Linked DNA regions of Homo sapiens: region 2 is linked to region 1. The links are chromatin loops, found by intact Hi-C in ENCODE. Cell type or tissue: HepG2. All regions are shown on one strand. Each heading gives the region's core, and the rest is flanking DNA. Links, peaks and the distances in the headings are about the cores only.

Region 1 (8,339 bases), core at 269-8,268:
TTGGTTAAATATAGCATAAAAGGGATTGTAACTCCATAGGTAAATGTAACAAAATTAACCATATCCCATCATCAATGAAGATATTAAAAAGTATGTAAACAGGCCCTATCATGGATACTTCTAAAGTCAGCCTTTCACCTAAATCTGAGGCAAACATTGTTTGCAAAAATCAGTTTTCAAAGTTTACTCTTCCCTGCCCTACTCACTCTCTGGTGGAAGCTTTAACAGCGGAAGAGAATCTAAACAATGAAACAGTGTATCTAAAACAGTGTATCTACCATAAACTATTAATGTTGGTATAGTATTTTGTTAAATTAAGTTTAAAATAAAAGCAAATGGAAATTCATTTTAAAAACATATAAGACGGAAAAAAATCAGGAAAATGACAATGCCTAAACTAGTTTTGTTTTTTATCTTCTCCCAAGGTGCATCTGCAATCAAAGACATCATCTGGATGCTTACCATAGTTGAGATGACAAACGGAAAAAATGGTAGAGAGAGGAGAGAAGTAAGAGAGAATATTACTCCTGCCAAAGCAAGCCCACTTCTTCAGAAATAACAAGTGAAGCCAGCATAGAAACCTAAACTATCAGTGACATCTACTCAAGTCTTGGCAAATACAGAAAAGGCCCCCAAAACATCAAGAGAGGAATTATCACCAGGGGCTGCTGAGGAGAACTTACACCATAAAGAAAAAGGAAAATGCATTCAATCGAGCCCAACTCATTTGAACACCTTGATACTGAACACTGTAACAGGCATGGGAAAAACGATGAGCAAGATGTGATCACCACTCTCAAGATAACCTCAGTCTAATTAAAATGGGGCTCCAGGAACTGCACTTGAAAGCCCCAGAGTATTGGGAGGCCGAGGTGGGTGGGTCACGAGGTCAGGAGTTCAAGATCAGCCTGGCCAAGATGGTGAAACCCCATCTCTATTAAAAATACAAAAATTAGCCAGGCTTGGTGGTTGGTGGGCACCTGTAATCCCAGCTACTCAGGAGGCTGAGGCAGAGACTTGCTTGAACCCAGGAGGCAGAGGTTGCAGTGAATTGAGATCGCACCACTGCACTCCAGCCTGGGCGACAGAGCGAGACTCCATCTCAAAAAAAAAAAAAAACAAAAAAAAAAAACCAAAGCCCAGTGTAATGAAACTCACTCATTCTCATTCTCTTTTACCCACTCTCACTGACTACACTTCCCAAGCAGCAAGTACCATTGCATAATAGCTTTTATATTTTTTAGGTCTGGTAATTTACAGAAAGGACTGCACACTTTTTTCAACCTGCATGTTGGACCTTGCAGGGGTGTCAAGCCCCCTGTTGAGAAGAAAGTGAGTGTGAATAGACTCAGTAGGAAGCAGCATTATGGAGTAGAGATTTGGGCATAAAATGGCAGCAGGGATGCATATACACCACATACTCACCTCTCCTGGCTGATAGATCCTTTATATTCCACAAGCCTGTCTTTGGAATATATGTGATATACTATCTCTAACCAACAAATTAAGTGATGATAGAGGGTAAGACAGGGTTTAGATAATTTAGCATGTTCAGTTCAAGAGAAAATTGAGATATAATTAAATATATATGAGAAAATTGAGATAATTATAATTTAATTTATTATATATACCAATAAATATAATTTAATTTATTCTATATATCAATAAATATAATTTATTCTATATATCAATAAATATAATTTATTCTATATATCAATAAATATAATTTATTCTATATATCAATAAATATAATTTATTCTATATATCAATAAATATAATTTATTCTATATATCAATAAATATAATTTATTCTATATATCAATAAATATAATTTATTCTATATATCAATAAATATAATTTATTCTATATCAATAAATATAATTTATTCTATATCAATAAATATAATTTATTCTATATCAATAAATATAATTTATTCTATATCAATAAATATAATTTATTCTATATCAATAAATATAATTTATTCTATATCAATAAATATAATTTATTCTATATATCAATAAATATAATTTATTCTATATATCAATAAATATAATTTATTCTATATATCAATAAATATAATTTATTCTATATATCAATAAATATAATTTATTCTATATATCAATAAATATAATTTATTCTATATATCAATAAATATAATTTATTCTATATATCAATAAATATAATTATATATATCAATAAATATAATTTATTATATATATATCAATAAATAATTTATTATATATATTTATATATATCTCAATTTTCTCAAAAATATTTATATGTATATATAAATGTATATATATATTTATATATATTTATATATATATATATATTTTTTTTTTTTTAAGAGCAAGATAGGGACTCACGCTCTGTGGCCCACGCTAGAGTGCAATGGCAATCATAGCTCACTGCAGCCTCAAACTCATGGCTCAAGTGATCATCCCATGTCAGCCTCCTGAGGAGCTGGGACTAGAGGCACAGGCCACCACACCCAACTACTTAAAAAAATATTTTTGCTGGGCATGGTAGCTCATGCCTGTAATCCCAGCACTTTGGGAGGCTGAGATGGGAGGACTGCTTGAGCCCAAGAGTTCAAGACTGGTCTGGGAAACAGCAAGATCCCATCTCTATTAAGAAAAAAAAAAAAAAATTCGGATGGGCGCTGTGGCTCACGCCTGTAATCCCAGCACTTTGGGAGACCGAGGCGGGCGGATCACGAGGTCAGGAGATGGAGACCACCCTGCCTAACACGCTGAAACCCCGTCTCTACTAAAAATACAAAAAATTAGCCAGGCATGGTGGCGGGCGCCTGTAGTCCCAGCTACTCGGGAGGCTGAGGCAGGAGAATGGCGTGAACCTGGGAGGTGGAGCCTGCAGTGAGCCGGAGATCGCGCCACTGCACTCCATCCTGGGCGAGAGAGATAGACTGTATCAAAAAAAAAATTATTTAAAAATAAAAATAATTTTTTTTGTAGAGACAGAGGTCTTGCTATGTTGCCCAGGTTGGTCGACATAGCAAGGCCAGGCTGATCCTCTGGCCTCAGCCTCCCAAAGTGCTGGGATTATAGGCGTGAGCCATTGTGCCCAGGCTGGAATATGCTGAATATAAAAGTGCTTGTGAGCTGCTATGTACTATAGGAATGTAATGAAAACGATATTTTACTATTACTGTTTCTACAACAATTCACTTTTATGTGGGAAGTGGTGAGTAAGTCCTGATGACCCTGTGTTAAATCTTTAAGGCCAAATGTCTTCTTTGGTCCTGGCAGGAATAAACAAGTTTTTCAAAAATGGTGTGCAAACACACACACACACATACATAATTACAACCAGCAAATCAGATTATAGAATTTTCTGAACAAATTCACCTCAAAATATATCTATTTATATTTATATATCAAAATTGGAATCACAAATAAATGGGGAAGGGATTGCAATTTCAATAAATTCAGTGCTAGGAAAACCTACAGTGTTACAGCTCTTTTAGAATTTGTCTAGCAGGCTTTCCGGTTTTTGCTGGAAAGCTCCCCAGAAAAAATTCCAAAAAGAAAAAACCTACTAGCAGTTAAGGAGGAAAAAAATCAGCAATTCTACCAGATAAGTAAGGTTAACATTTATTTGATCTTCAGGGAAGGACCCCCTACAGATACATACAAACTTTCCATCCATTAAAGTACAGAGAGAAAACAAAAAAGATAAATACAATGAAAAATATCAAATTTAGGACATAAGACTGTGCATTTAAAAAAAATCCCAAGTAAAATTAAAAGAGCAAAAGAATTAGGGGAAAAAAACTCCAAACATTCCACTAATATAGCTGGCAAAGACATTTTAAAAATACAGAGCATATGCAAACCAATTCTTTAGTAAGATGGAACCATTTATACACTGCATTTGAAATTACAAACTATGATAACTTTTCTGGCAATACAAATCCAGATGTTAAAAAAACGTGCATGCCCTCTGAATAATTCCAGTTCTAAGACTATCAAGGAAAATAATCTGAAATACAAAGGTTTATATACAAAGATGGTTATCATGGCTTTAAAGTAGTGAAAAATGGGGATGATCTAAATATCCAGCTAAAAAGAAATATTTAAATTGTGATATACACTGTAAAGTATTATACAGCCAAACGTTTCTTTTTTTTTTTTTTTTTTTTTTTTGAGAAAGGCTCTTGCTCTGTCACCCAGGCTGGCATGCAGCAGAGCAATCATGACTCACTGCATCCTTGACCTCCCAGGCTCAAGTGATCCCATCCCGAGTGGCTGGGACTACGGAGGCGCATGTTATCATGCTTGGCTTTTTTTTTTTTTAAGTAGAGACGGGGTCTCATTATGTTTCTCAGGCTAGTCTCGAACTCCCAGGCTCCAGCCATCTTCCTGCCTCAGCCTCCCAAAGTGCTGGGATTACACGAATGAGCCACCGCACTCGGCCTCATTTTCTTTCTTAATAATATGGAGAAATGATCACAACATAATGTTAAAAGTATATTTAAAAGGGCATAAAAATAAACATAGCAAATGCACTTTTTTGTTTTTTGTTTTTTGTTTTTTTGAGACGGAGTCTTGCACTGTTGCCCAGGCTGGAGTGCAGTGGCACGATCTCGGTTCACTGCAAGCTCCGCCTCCCGGGTTCACGCCATTCTCCTGCCTCAGCCTCCCGAGTAGCTGGGACTACAGGCACCCGCCATCGTGCCCAGCTAATTTTTGTATTTTTAGTAGAGACGGGGTTTCACTGTGTTAGCCAGGATGGTCTCGATCTCCTGACCTCATGATCCCCCCAACTTGGCCTCCCAAAGTGCTGGGATTACAGGCGTGAGCCACCGCGCCCGGCCACAAATGCATGTTTTATTTTATTTTTATTTATTTTTTGAGACGGAGTCTCGCTTTTTTGCCCAGGCTGGAGTGCAGTGGCACGGTCTCGGCTCACCGCAACCTCCACCTCCCGGATTCAAGTGATTCTCCTGCCCCAGCCTCCCAAGTAGCTGGGATTACAGGTGTGTGCCACCACACCCAGCTAATTTTTTTATTTTTAGTAGAGACAGGGTTTCAGCATGTTGGCCAGGCTCGTCTGAAACTCCTGACCTCAAGTGATCCGCCGCCTCTGCCTCCCCAAGTGTTGGGATTACAGGCATGAGTCACCACGCCTGGCCTGCAAATGTTCGTTTTTAAAGGCATAGGAAAACACATACAAATGAAAAGGCTGAAAGAAAACATAAAACTTTAACATCTGTTATCTCTGGGTGGCAGGATTTTACTTTTCACTTTGTACAGTTTTCAAATATCATATAATGGTTACATATTAACTTTTATAATCAGGAAAAAAATTTTTGGATGCAGCAGCTAAATCCAGGGAAGGTCACTCAGTTTCTTCAACAAATAAATGGCAAAAAATAAATAAATCTTAAGAGATGGCAGGGGAACGGTTACAGATTAAAACAAAATTAAGAGATACCAATCCTGATTCAAACCAACCTAGTAAAAGGACATTTATGAACTATCAGGAACTTTGAACACTGTTTAAATGACATTGTTACATACGTACAATGTCAACGATCACATCTAAAAAGAGTCTTTATCTCTTAGGAATCTCACTAAGTATTTTCAGTTAAAGTGATACAATACCTGGGGTCTAGTTTAAAATAAACCTGCCAAGGGGGGAGAGGTATGGATGAAACAAAACCACCATGAGTTTAACTGTTGAAGGCAAGTGATGGGTCCACAGAGATTCATTACACCATTCTACCTTTTAGTGCTAAAAATTTCAAATTATTAATACATAAAAGGTTTTTTAAAAATACATTTTTATAGAAAAACAAACAATTATCTCTTCCCCTCTCCCCGACTCCATGCAAACAGAGCTCTTCCTGAGAAGGCAGGGATAACATTGGCTAATTCAAGGTCAGAATATGAAAATTCTTTTATTGTGATTTTAAAGAATATGATTTATAATAAAATTACTTTTCACATAGCCAGCCAAATCTTCACAGTGATGAAGAACAATATCATAATTCTTTCCATGTTAAAAATAGGCCGGGCGCGGTGGCTCATGCCTGTAATCCCAGCACTTTGGGAGGCCAAGAAGGTTGGATCACCTGAGGCCAAGAGTTCAACACCAGCCTGGCCAACATGGTGAAACTCCATCTCTACTAAAAATACAAAAAAATTAGCCGGGTGTGGTGGTGCATGCCTGCAGTCTCTGCTACTTGGGAGGCTGAGGCAGGAGAATCACTTGAACCCAGGAGGCAGAGGTTGCAGTGAGCAGAGATTGCACCACTGCACTCCAGCTTGGGTGACAGAGCAAGACTCCATCTGAAAAAATGAAAAAATAAAAACCCTCAGCAAGAAGAAAATGCACAGTAACAATTTAGAATGTATGCAATTATTCATAACTGTTGTCTGGTCAGTAAAAAAGAAAGTTTAAAAAAATAGAACGTATGCAATTAGTTTTTACATAACAGAAAACAGAGATACTGGTCAATGAAATGGGAGGCCAGAGGAAGCATTCTATGCATTTTTATCTTAAAAAGCATCAATAAGTAGTTGGGATGACTTTTATCAGATTACCCAAAGTCTCAGTATAATGAGGTGTTCAAACCTACTCATACACAATACTTTTTACAAAATACTCAAAACTGGTTATTCTTTTAACACAAATGGCTCTCAAATATTACCACACCTAGTTTATGTTCTAATGTAGCTTTACTACTTTCACATCTTAACAAAAGCCCTTCTGATAAAAATCAAAGCAGGAAAATTTTCTGTTTTTAAAATGAGGAACATAGCCCCAGCTAAGGTAGTAATTTCACTATGATCGCACATCTAGTATATGACAGATCTTATACAGGAAGTCACATTGTAAAATCCTGAGCAGGACTCATTCCCCATCTGCCAGATATGACCAATCATGCTAGTTATGTTTCTTTCACCCTTACAAAGACAACTTTAGAGCAGTACAGAAATTAGATAACTATCAAATAACTTCCTATTAGTTTGGCCAGGCGCAGTGGCTCATGCCTGTCATTCCAGCATTTTGGGAGGCTGAGGCAGGCGGATCACCTGAGGTCAGGAGTTCAAGACCAGCCTGGCCAACATGGTGAAACCCCATCTCTACTAAAAATACAAAAATTAGCTGGGCGTGGTGGTGTGTCCCTGTAATCCCAGCTACTTGGGAGGCTGAGGCAGAAGAATTGCTTGAACCTAGGAGGCGGAGGTTGCATTGAGCTGAGATCACACTCCAGCCTGGACAACAGAGCAAGACACCATCTCGAAAAAAAAAAAAAAAAAACTTCCTATTCGTTCTTAGTAACGAAATACTTTTCTCTTAAACTACATTTGCTTCTCTGATGGGAAGTAGGCAAGAAAAGGATGCAGACTTGGCTGGGCATGGTGGCTCACACCTATAATCCCAGCACTTTGGAAGGCCGAGGCAGGCAGATCATGAGGTCAGGAGTTTGAGACCAGCCTGGCCAACAAGATGAAACCCCATCTCTACTAAAGATACAAAAAAAAAAGACAAAAGTTAGCTGGGTGTGGTGGTGCATGACTGTAATCCCAGCTACTCGGGAGGCTGAGGCAGGAGAACTGCTTGACCCTAGGAGGTGGAGGTTGCAGTGAGCTGAGATCATGCCATTGCACTCCAGTCTGGGCAACAGGGTGAGACATCATCTCAAAAAAAAAAAAAAAAGAAAGAAAGAAAAAGAAAAGGATGCAGACTCAAGTTCAAATTGGTCAATTAATGTTTGCTAAAAATTATTCTAAAGCTATACCTGGGAGAAGTTAAAGACATACAAAATTTAAATGTTGAAATAAACCCCATTACATGCCCTTGATGTCACAATTCTCTGTGATCTAAACTCACGCAGGATTAAAACTCCCTGAAACTCATCATTACAATTTTTTTTTTCTTTTTTGAGACGGAGTCTTGCTCTGTTGCCCAGGCTGGAGTGCAGTGGCGCAATCTAGACTCACTGCAACCTCCACCTCCCGGGTTCCAGTGATTCTCTGCCTTAATCTCTCGAGTAATTGGCACTACAGGCACGCGCCACCACATCCAACTAATTTTTGTACTTTTAGTAGAGACGGGGTTTCACCATGTTGGTCAGGCTGGTCTCAAACTCCTGACCTCTGGTGATCAGTCTCCCAAAGTGCTGGGATGACAGGCGTGAGCCACTGCACCCAGCCAATCCCTGAAATTCTTATAATTTTACAAGAAAGTGAAAGCTTAAAGACACCCTTTTCAGAGGGCATACTATTCAAAAGGAAGAGACTACAGCAGGCAAGAAAGGACAACAGAAGTTTATTTTCCACAGAATACAACAGGAATATACAGAAGCAA
Region 2 (8,339 bases), core at 252-8,251, 53 kb before region 1:
ACAAAATAAAAAACAAACAAAATCAGCCAAGTGTGGTGGCACACACCTGTGGTCCCAGCTAATCAGGAGGCTGAGGTGGGAGGATTGCTTGAGCCCAAGGGGTTGAGGTTGCAGCAAGCCATGATTGCACCACTTTACTCCAGCCTGGGCAACAGAGTAAGACTTTGTCTCCAGAAAAGAAAAGAAAAAGATTAAATCAAAAGAGTAACAGGATTCAGATCATGTTGGCCTTATAGGTCATAATAAGCTTCTATTACATATTAAATAGAAAACCACTGAAGAGGGCTTTTCTTTTTTTTGGACAGGGTCTCACTCTGTCACCCAGGTTGGAGTGCAGTGGCTCAATTACAGTCACTGCAGCCTCAACCTCCCAGGCTCAAGTGATCTCCTAACTCAGCATCCAGAGTAGCTGGGGCATAGGCACAGGCCACCACGCCTAGCTAAGTTTTATATTTTTTGTAGAGACAGGATTTCAACATGTTGCCTATGCTGGTCTTGAACTCCTGAGCCCAAGTGATCTGCCTGCTTTGGCCTCCTAAAATGGGATTACAAGTGTGATCCACTGTGCCCAGACACCACTGAAGAGTTCTGAGCAAAATGCAGATGATATCTGACTCTCATTTTGACAGAACCACTCCATCTGTTGTGTTTTGAAAAACGAGAAACAGAAACACAGTGATATGGTTTGGCTGTGTCCCATCCCAAATTTCATCTTGAATTGTAACTCCCACAATTCCCATATGTCATGGGAGGAACCTGGTGGGAGGTGATTGAATTATGGGGGGCGGGCCTTTCCTGCGCTCTTCTCATGATAGTAAACAAGTCTCACGAGATCTCATGGTTTTAAAAAGGGGAGTTTCCCTGCACAAGCTCTCTTCTCTTGACTGCCACCATGTAAGACATGCCTTTCACCTTCCGCCATGATTGTGAGGCCTCCCCAGACATGTGGAATTGTAAGTCCAATAAACCCTTTTCTTTCGTAAATTGCCCTGTCTTGGGTATGTCTTAAATTAGCAGTGTGAAGACTGACTAATACAGACAGTTAAGAACCTGTTGCAATAATCTATTAACATACGAGATGATGATGGCCTAGAACAGGGAGGAGGCAGTGGGATAGTGAGAAGTGGTAGAATTTTGGATGTATCTTCAAGATAGTGCTTGCTGATAGATGACTGGACAGTGTGAGAAAAAGGGAAGCCAAGGATGAGTCTCAGAAGGATAGAACTGCCATTAACTGTTATAGGAAGGATCTCAAGAGAAGCAGAAATTCTGAAGATGTTGAATTTGAGGTGCCTTGTTAGACATCCCAGTGGAAATGCCCAAAAGACAGTCATCAGCATACAAGTAATGAGTCATGAGACCAGATGAGATCACCAAGTGAGTGAATGTCTAGAAAAGGAAATAATCCAGGGGCTAAGTCCTGGAGCATTCCAAGGATAAAAGTTAAGAGGTCTGGAGGACAGACAGACGCACCGAGAAAGAAGACAGCAGATAGCCGCAATGCAGCCAGGCACAATGGCTCATGCCTGTAATCCCAGCACTTTGGGAGGCTGAGGTGGGTGGATCACCTGAGGTCAGGAGTTCAAGACCAGCCTCGGCAACATACAGAAACCCTGTCTCTACTAAAAATACAAAAATTAGGCCAGGCGTGGTGGCTCACGCCTATAATCCCAGCACTTTGGGAGGCCATGGCAGGCGGATCATGAGGTCAAGAGATCGAGACCATTTTGGCCAACATGGTGAAACCCTGTCTCTACTAAAAGTACAAAAATTAGCCAGGCGTGGTGGCGTGCACCTGTAGTCCCAGCTACTCGGGAGGCTGAGGCAGGAGAATCGCTTGAACCTGCGAGGTGGAGGTTGCAGTGAGCTGAGATTGTACCACTACACTCCAGCCTGGTGACAGTGTGAGACTCCATCTCAAAAAAAACAAAAAACAAAAATTAGCTGGGGATGCTGGTACACGCTTGTAATCCCAGCTACTTGGGAGGCTGAGGCAGGAGAACTGCTTGAGTCCAGGAGGTGGAGGTTGTAGTAAGCCGAGATTGCGCCATTGCACTCCAGCCTGGGCGACAGAGCAAAACTCCATCTCAAAAAAAGAAAAAAAAAAAAAAAAAAAAAAAAAAGGAAGCCGCAATGTGACAATAGGAAAAAAATGTGACATGGGAAATATGGAGAAGATTTAGTTATTAAAGGCTGAAACTAGATAATTTCTCAGATTACAACTTTATCAGGAAGAAGCAGAAGGCTAAGAATTGTATGCTAAGTACTCAAAATGGGCCAGGTGTGGCAGCTCATGCCTGTAATCCCTGCACTTTGGGAGGCCAAGGCAGGTGGACTGCTTGAGCTCAGGAGTTCGAGACCAGCCTGGGCAACATGCAAAACCCTGTCTCTACAAAAAATACAAAAATTAGGCCGGGCATGGTGGCTCACACCTGTAATCCCAGCACTTTGGGAGGTTGAGGTGGGCGGATCACGAGGTCAGGAGTTCGAGACCAGCCTGGCCAACATGGCGAAACCCCATCTCTACTAAAAATACAAAAATTAGCCGGGTGTGGTGGCAGGCGCCTATAATCCCAGCTACTCAGGAGGCTGAGGCAGGAGAATCGCTTGAACCTGGGAGGTGGAGGTTGCAGTGAGCTGAGATCATGCCATTGCACTCCAGCTTGGGCAACAAGAGCAAGACTCCGTCTCAAAAGAAAGGAAAAAAAAAATTAGCTGGGCATGGTTGTATGCTCCTGTAGTCCCAGCTACTCAGGAGGCTGAAGTGGGAGGATTACTGAGCCTGGAAGGTCAAGATTCAGTGAGCCCTGTTTGCTCCACTGCACTCAAGCCTGGGTGACAAAGTGAGACCCTGTCTCAAAACAAAACAAAAAACAAACAAAAACACCCCAAACCATATTCAGTGCCAAATGTTAAAGCCCAAATAGATTGTATAAATAAGAACATACAGGCCGGGCGCGGTAGCTCACGCCTGTAATCCCAGCACTTTGGGAGGCGGAGGTGGGTGGATCACTTGAGGTCAGGAGTTTGAGATCAGCCTGGCCAACATGGCGAAACCCTATCTCTACTAAAAATACAAAAAATTAGCCAGGTGTGGTAGTGCATTCCTGTAATCCTGGCTACTTGGGAGGCTGAGGCAGGAGAATAGCTTGAGCCTGGGAGGCGGAAGTTGCAGTGAGCCAAGATTGTGCCACTACACTCCAGCCTGGGCAACAGAGCAAGACTCCTTCTCAAAAAAAAAAAAAAGAACATATACATGTATATATTTCTCCACCATTTACTCTTTGGTCTGTGTTTTAACAACATTGACTCTACCTAGCAGCTGCTTCTATGACTAAATGAATAAATGATATTTCTGATATCACAATGATTAAACACTGTTCTAAAACAATGGAATAACACCTATGAAAAGGGGAAGAGTAAAAAAATAAGACAATGGAATATATACAAAATACAACTACAGAAATAAAAGGCAGAAATGAACGAAAGCAACCAATTTAAAAAAGTCAGAAGAGAATAAAACGTATTTCTTCAAGGCTTATTTCAATTCTTAAGAAGCCTCAAATTCCCACGATCCTAAAACATATATTTAATTTTAAAAAATAACTTTTTCCAATTGAATAGTAGCACAATACTATCCAATTGAATAGTAGTATCTAAATATAAAGATAGCTACAAAATATGTTTTATTATTTTAAGAAAAAAGTATAAGCTCACTGGAGAAAATTTAGAATATAAGAAAAATAATTCTATCCCTCACAGTAAACTACTGTTTAACCATTTAAAAGCCTAGCTCTCAGAAAGGATTTTTACCAACTGCTAAAAGAACTGGGGGGAAAGAAAAACTTGCCAATATGCCTAAATGAATGTTCAAAGTTTCACCTTTCTTTTTAGAGTTAGGAAGTGACATTTTACCCACAGGAATGACTATATTTGGTTATAGGCGGGGCTGGTTAAAGAGTCACAAAAGCCGCACATGTAATAAACACGTGTTTTCCCATGGGGAGGTTCAATAAAATTATTTTCAACTAGGAAAACAGGTTTTAGCTTTACCTGTTGAGGCAAATATTTGAGCTGTACATTGTAGATTAATGAATGCTACTGGAGAAGTAAAGAAGTCTGGAGGGAGGGAACCACCACCCATTGTCCTAACAATGCACATTTCTATTGCTTTCTTGTCTTGAAGGCATATATATCACCCAAATGGACTAGGTTCCCACAAAATTTCTACTTTAGGCTAGGCACTGCACTAGCTCCCACTTCTCTAAGCTGTTATATCTGTGGAATTTGATGGGACACCCAGTACACAAAGTAATAAAAATCATAATGTATAACAAGTCTCTTTACAATTACCTTACTGCGTCTTGTTTCAGTTTCATATATATAATAAACAGGCAGCTCTGCTTCAGAGATGTTACGTATCAGCAACTAACCTACTAATAAATGCAATTTGGCAATATGTAAATAGCCTTAAAATGTGTGAAGAAAACCAGAACGTATCACTCCAAAATATGCCTTTTTGACATAGAAATTATTTTGGAGAAGCCAGGCACGGTGGCTCATGCCTGTAATCCCAGCTACTTGGGAGGTTGAGGCACTAGAATTGCCTGAACCTGGGTGGCGGAGGTTGCAGTGAGTTGAGACTGAGCCACTGCACTCCAGCCTGGGCGACAAAGCGAGACTCTGTCTCAAAAAAAAAAGAAAAAAAGAAAAAAAGAAATTATTTTTGAGCTGTAGGCAATTAGGAAGTAGCAAACAGAAGAAAAGCTCCCTCTATTCCCCTCTTTTCTGCCTAAAGGTAGGATACAAATTCTCCTTTATACACAACCCTACAGACTTAATAGTCCAGAGACAGCACCAGAGGAGTCTATAAACAAACCTTACTCCATTAGTTTCCTCCCAAATATTTACTTTCCCAGTTTCCTATCCTTGGAAGCCTAAAATCTCTTTCCTATGTTCTGCCCTTTTTCCACAAATGTATTGTTCTTTGTTGAAGATGCTACATAAGCCAGAGTTCTGAGCCACTGCTTTGAGTTACTTTGCATTGAGCTTTCTCCCATGTGATGCCACACACATTAATAAATTTGCTTTTTCCTTGTTCATCTATCTTTTTTTTGTTTTTTTTTCTTTGTTTTAGAGAGTCTCGCCCTGTCACCCAGGCTGGAGTGCAGTGGTGTGATCGCAGCTTACTGCAACCTCTGCCTCCTGGGTTCAAGTGATTCTGGTGCCTCAGCCTCCAGAGCAGCTGGGACTACAGGCACGTGCCACCACGCCCAGCTAATTTTTGTATTTTTAGTAGAGACAGGGTTTCCATGTTGGCCAGGCTGGTCTCAAACTCCTGGCCTCAACTGATCTGGCCACCTCAGCCTCCCAAAATTCTAGGATTACAGGCGTGAGCCACCGTGCCCGGCAATCTATCCTTTGTTACAGGGTGTCTCAGCAAAGAACTCTGAGGTTGAAGAAAAAATTATTTGTCCTCCCCAACATATGCACACAAAGAATGTTTATTCAAGTGTTGTTTATAATAGCAAAAAATATATCAGCAACCTAAGGTTCTAGTAAAAGGAAATCATTTAAACGCTGGTGCTTCCCCACAATGAATTATTATTTAATTAATAATTTTTTTTTGAGATGGGATCTCACTTTGTCATCCAGGCTGGAGTGCAGTGGCATGAACATAGCTCACTGCAGCCTCAAACTCCTGGGCTCAAGTGATCCTTCTGCCTCAGCCTCCCAAGTAGCCGGGACTCCAGGAGCATGACACCATGCCTGGCTCAATAAATAGTAAGACAAATATATGTTGATATTTTATAAGTAGTGAAAAATAACATATACAATGTGATCCCATTTCTGTAAGTTTATATGAAATCTAATTATGCCAGGCTTCACCATCTTGTGAATGTCATACTTTCCTTCTTGCAGTCTTCTGATACAAGACTGGATTGGTTTAAATACTATTTTACTAGTTCCCCTTAAAGCATCTCTCAAAATATTTCTGAGTATCCTGAAAAAAGATGTGTCACATAATGGTCACTAAGTCTGTCACCTACATATACCATGCAATATTCATCTTCCTACTGATTCTCACTTTACCATCACTACTGCCCATAAAGCCATGTGGAGAAACTTCTCCACTGCCAAATTCTCTGATGCGCATGTTAATGTCAGAGCCAAAGGAATGAACTCCACAGGCACCCAAAGTTTCCACACATGGAAAAGAATGGCCTCCCCACCAAGAAGTTCTCAAGTGGCTGGGCATGGTGACTCACGCCTGTAATCCAAGCACTTTGAGAGGCCGAGGCAGAAGGATCACTTGATCCCAGGAGTTTAAGACCCATGTGGGCAACATGGGAAGACCGTGACTCTACAAAAAATTCTAAAAAATTAGCCATGCATGGTGGTGCATCCCTGTAGTCCCACCTACTAGGGAGGCTGAGGTGGGAGGATCACTTGAGCCTGGGAGGTCAAGGCTGCAGTGAGCCATGATCGCACAATTGCGCTCAGTGTGGGCGACAAAGCAAGACACTGTTTCTTAAAAAAAAATTTTTTTAAATTAAAGAAAAAAAAAGAATTCTCAAGCCTGCCAACAGATGCAAATAGATGTTAGGGAGAGAGTGAATGGTTTGCGCAAGCAGCTTTGATGTCCCAGTTACACCTGCCCACAGTGCCCTGTTACAGACTTATTTGCCAAGAAAAAAAGACTAGGATATACCCGAATTTGTCAACAGTGGTTATCTTTAACTATTCTGGAAGTTCTTCTATTTTTTTTTTTTGAGACAGGGTCTCACTCCAGTCACCCAGGTTGGAGTGCAGTGGTGCGATCACAGCTCACTGCAGCCTCAACCTCCCCAGGCTCAGGTGATCCTCCCACCTCAGCCTCAGGAGTAGCTGGGGCTGCAGGCATGCACCACCATGCCCCACTAATTTTTGTATTTTTTGTAGAGACAGGGTTTCCCCGTGTTGCCCAGGGTAATCTCAAACTCCTGGACTCAAACGATCCACCGGCCTCAGCTTCCCAAAGTGCAAGGATTCCAGGTGTGAGCCACTGCACCCAGCCTTTTTTTTTCCTTATACTTATTTTATAATGTTCTGCAATAAGCAGGGTTTTTGAGGCATGAAAAAAATTTTAAGTTAAAAAATGAAATAGTCAAGTAGCAAATACATTACTGAGAACCATTTTCTTATTAAAGAGCAAACTATGAGAATAATTTCTTTTGTGCGTATGTGTCGCTTTTTTTTTTTTTTTTTTTTTTTTTGGTAACCACTAGAATAGGCAATGTAAGAATAAATTCTGACAAATATTCACAGGCATCTGGCCTCTAATTCTGCCCCCAATGCCATCCTTCCTCCTGTCTCAGTGGTACTTACATTCCTGAAGACACTCTGTGTCTGTGCAGTAGGACTGGGACTGCCGTAACTACAATGAATAAGAAAGGGAAGTTAGTGATTAGACTTAAACAAAAGTGGACCATAATTATTAGAAAGATCATGTTTTGGCCGGGTGCGGTGGCTCACGCCTGTAATCCCACACTTTGGAGGCTGAGGTGGGTGGATTGTTTGAGCTCAGACATTCAAGACCAGCCTGGGTAACACAGCAATACCCCATGTCTACAAAAAATACAAAAATTAGCCAGGTGTGGTGGTGTGTGCCTGTAGTCTCAGCTATTAGGGAGGCTGAGGTGGGAGGATCACTTGAGTCTGGGAGGCAAAGGTTGCAGTGAACCAAGATGGCACCATTGTACTCCAGCCAGGGTGACAGAGCGAGACCTTGTCTTAAAAAAAAAAATCATGTTTTCTTTTGTTTTTTTGAGACAGGGTCTCACTCTGTTGCCTAGGCTGGAGTGCAGGGGTGCAATCCTAGCTCACTGCAGCTTCAAACTCCTGGGCTCAAATGATCCTCCTGCCTCAGCCTCCTGAGTAGCTGGTACTACAGGTGTGTGCCACCATGCCTGGGTAATATTTTAAAAATCACTTTGTAGAGATGGGGGTCTTACTATGTTGACCAGTCTAGTGACAAACCATGTTTTGGTTTTTATTATTATTATTATTATTATTTTATTATTATTATTATTTAGTTTCGCTCTTGTTGCCCAGGCTGGAGTGCAATGATGCGATCTCAGCTCACTGCAACCTCCGCCTCCCAGGTTCAAGCGATTCTCCTGCCTCAGCCTCCTGAGTAGCTGGGATTACAGGCACCCGCCACCACACCCAGATAGTTTTTTTGTATTTTCAGTAGAGATGGGCTTTCACCATGTTGTCCAGGCTGGTCTTGAACTCCTGACCTAAAGTGATCCACTTGCCTCGGCCTCCCAAAGTGCTGGGATTACAGGCATGAGCCA

What was found. A loop is a pair of places that touch in the nucleus more often than their neighbours do. Peaks named below come from ENCODE experiments on the same cell type or tissue, not always from the same donor. Only the 100,000 strongest peaks of a DNase experiment are listed, where the experiment ranks them.
Region 2: it touches region 1 in a loop (1.9-fold over the local background); 2 of 110 quality-filtered maps call a loop at or near these places.

Annotation. Positions count from the first base shown.
Region 1 is chr4:39,617,546-39,625,884 of GRCh38, forward strand. All of the region lies in intron 1 of SMIM14 (small integral membrane protein 14), which reads right to left. It also overlaps the pseudogene RNU7-11P. Among named protein-coding and RNA genes, the nearest start is that of SMIM14, 17 kb to the right of the region's middle. RefSeq lists an enhancer at 8,249-8,328. In HepG2, for the core only: no CTCF peak of the experiment used is centred there; DNase peaks (open chromatin) are centred at 4,236 and 5,126.
Region 2 is chr4:39,565,047-39,573,385 of GRCh38, forward strand. SMIM14 (small integral membrane protein 14) reads right to left here. Exons shown (of 5, transcript NM_174921.3): 3 at 7,369-7,417. The region is part of intron 2 of UGDH-AS1 (UGDH antisense RNA 1); the gene reads left to right. Among named protein-coding and RNA genes, the nearest start is that of UGDH-AS1, 41 kb to the left of the region's middle. In HepG2, for the core only: no CTCF peak of the experiment used is centred there; a DNase peak (open chromatin) is centred at 4,915.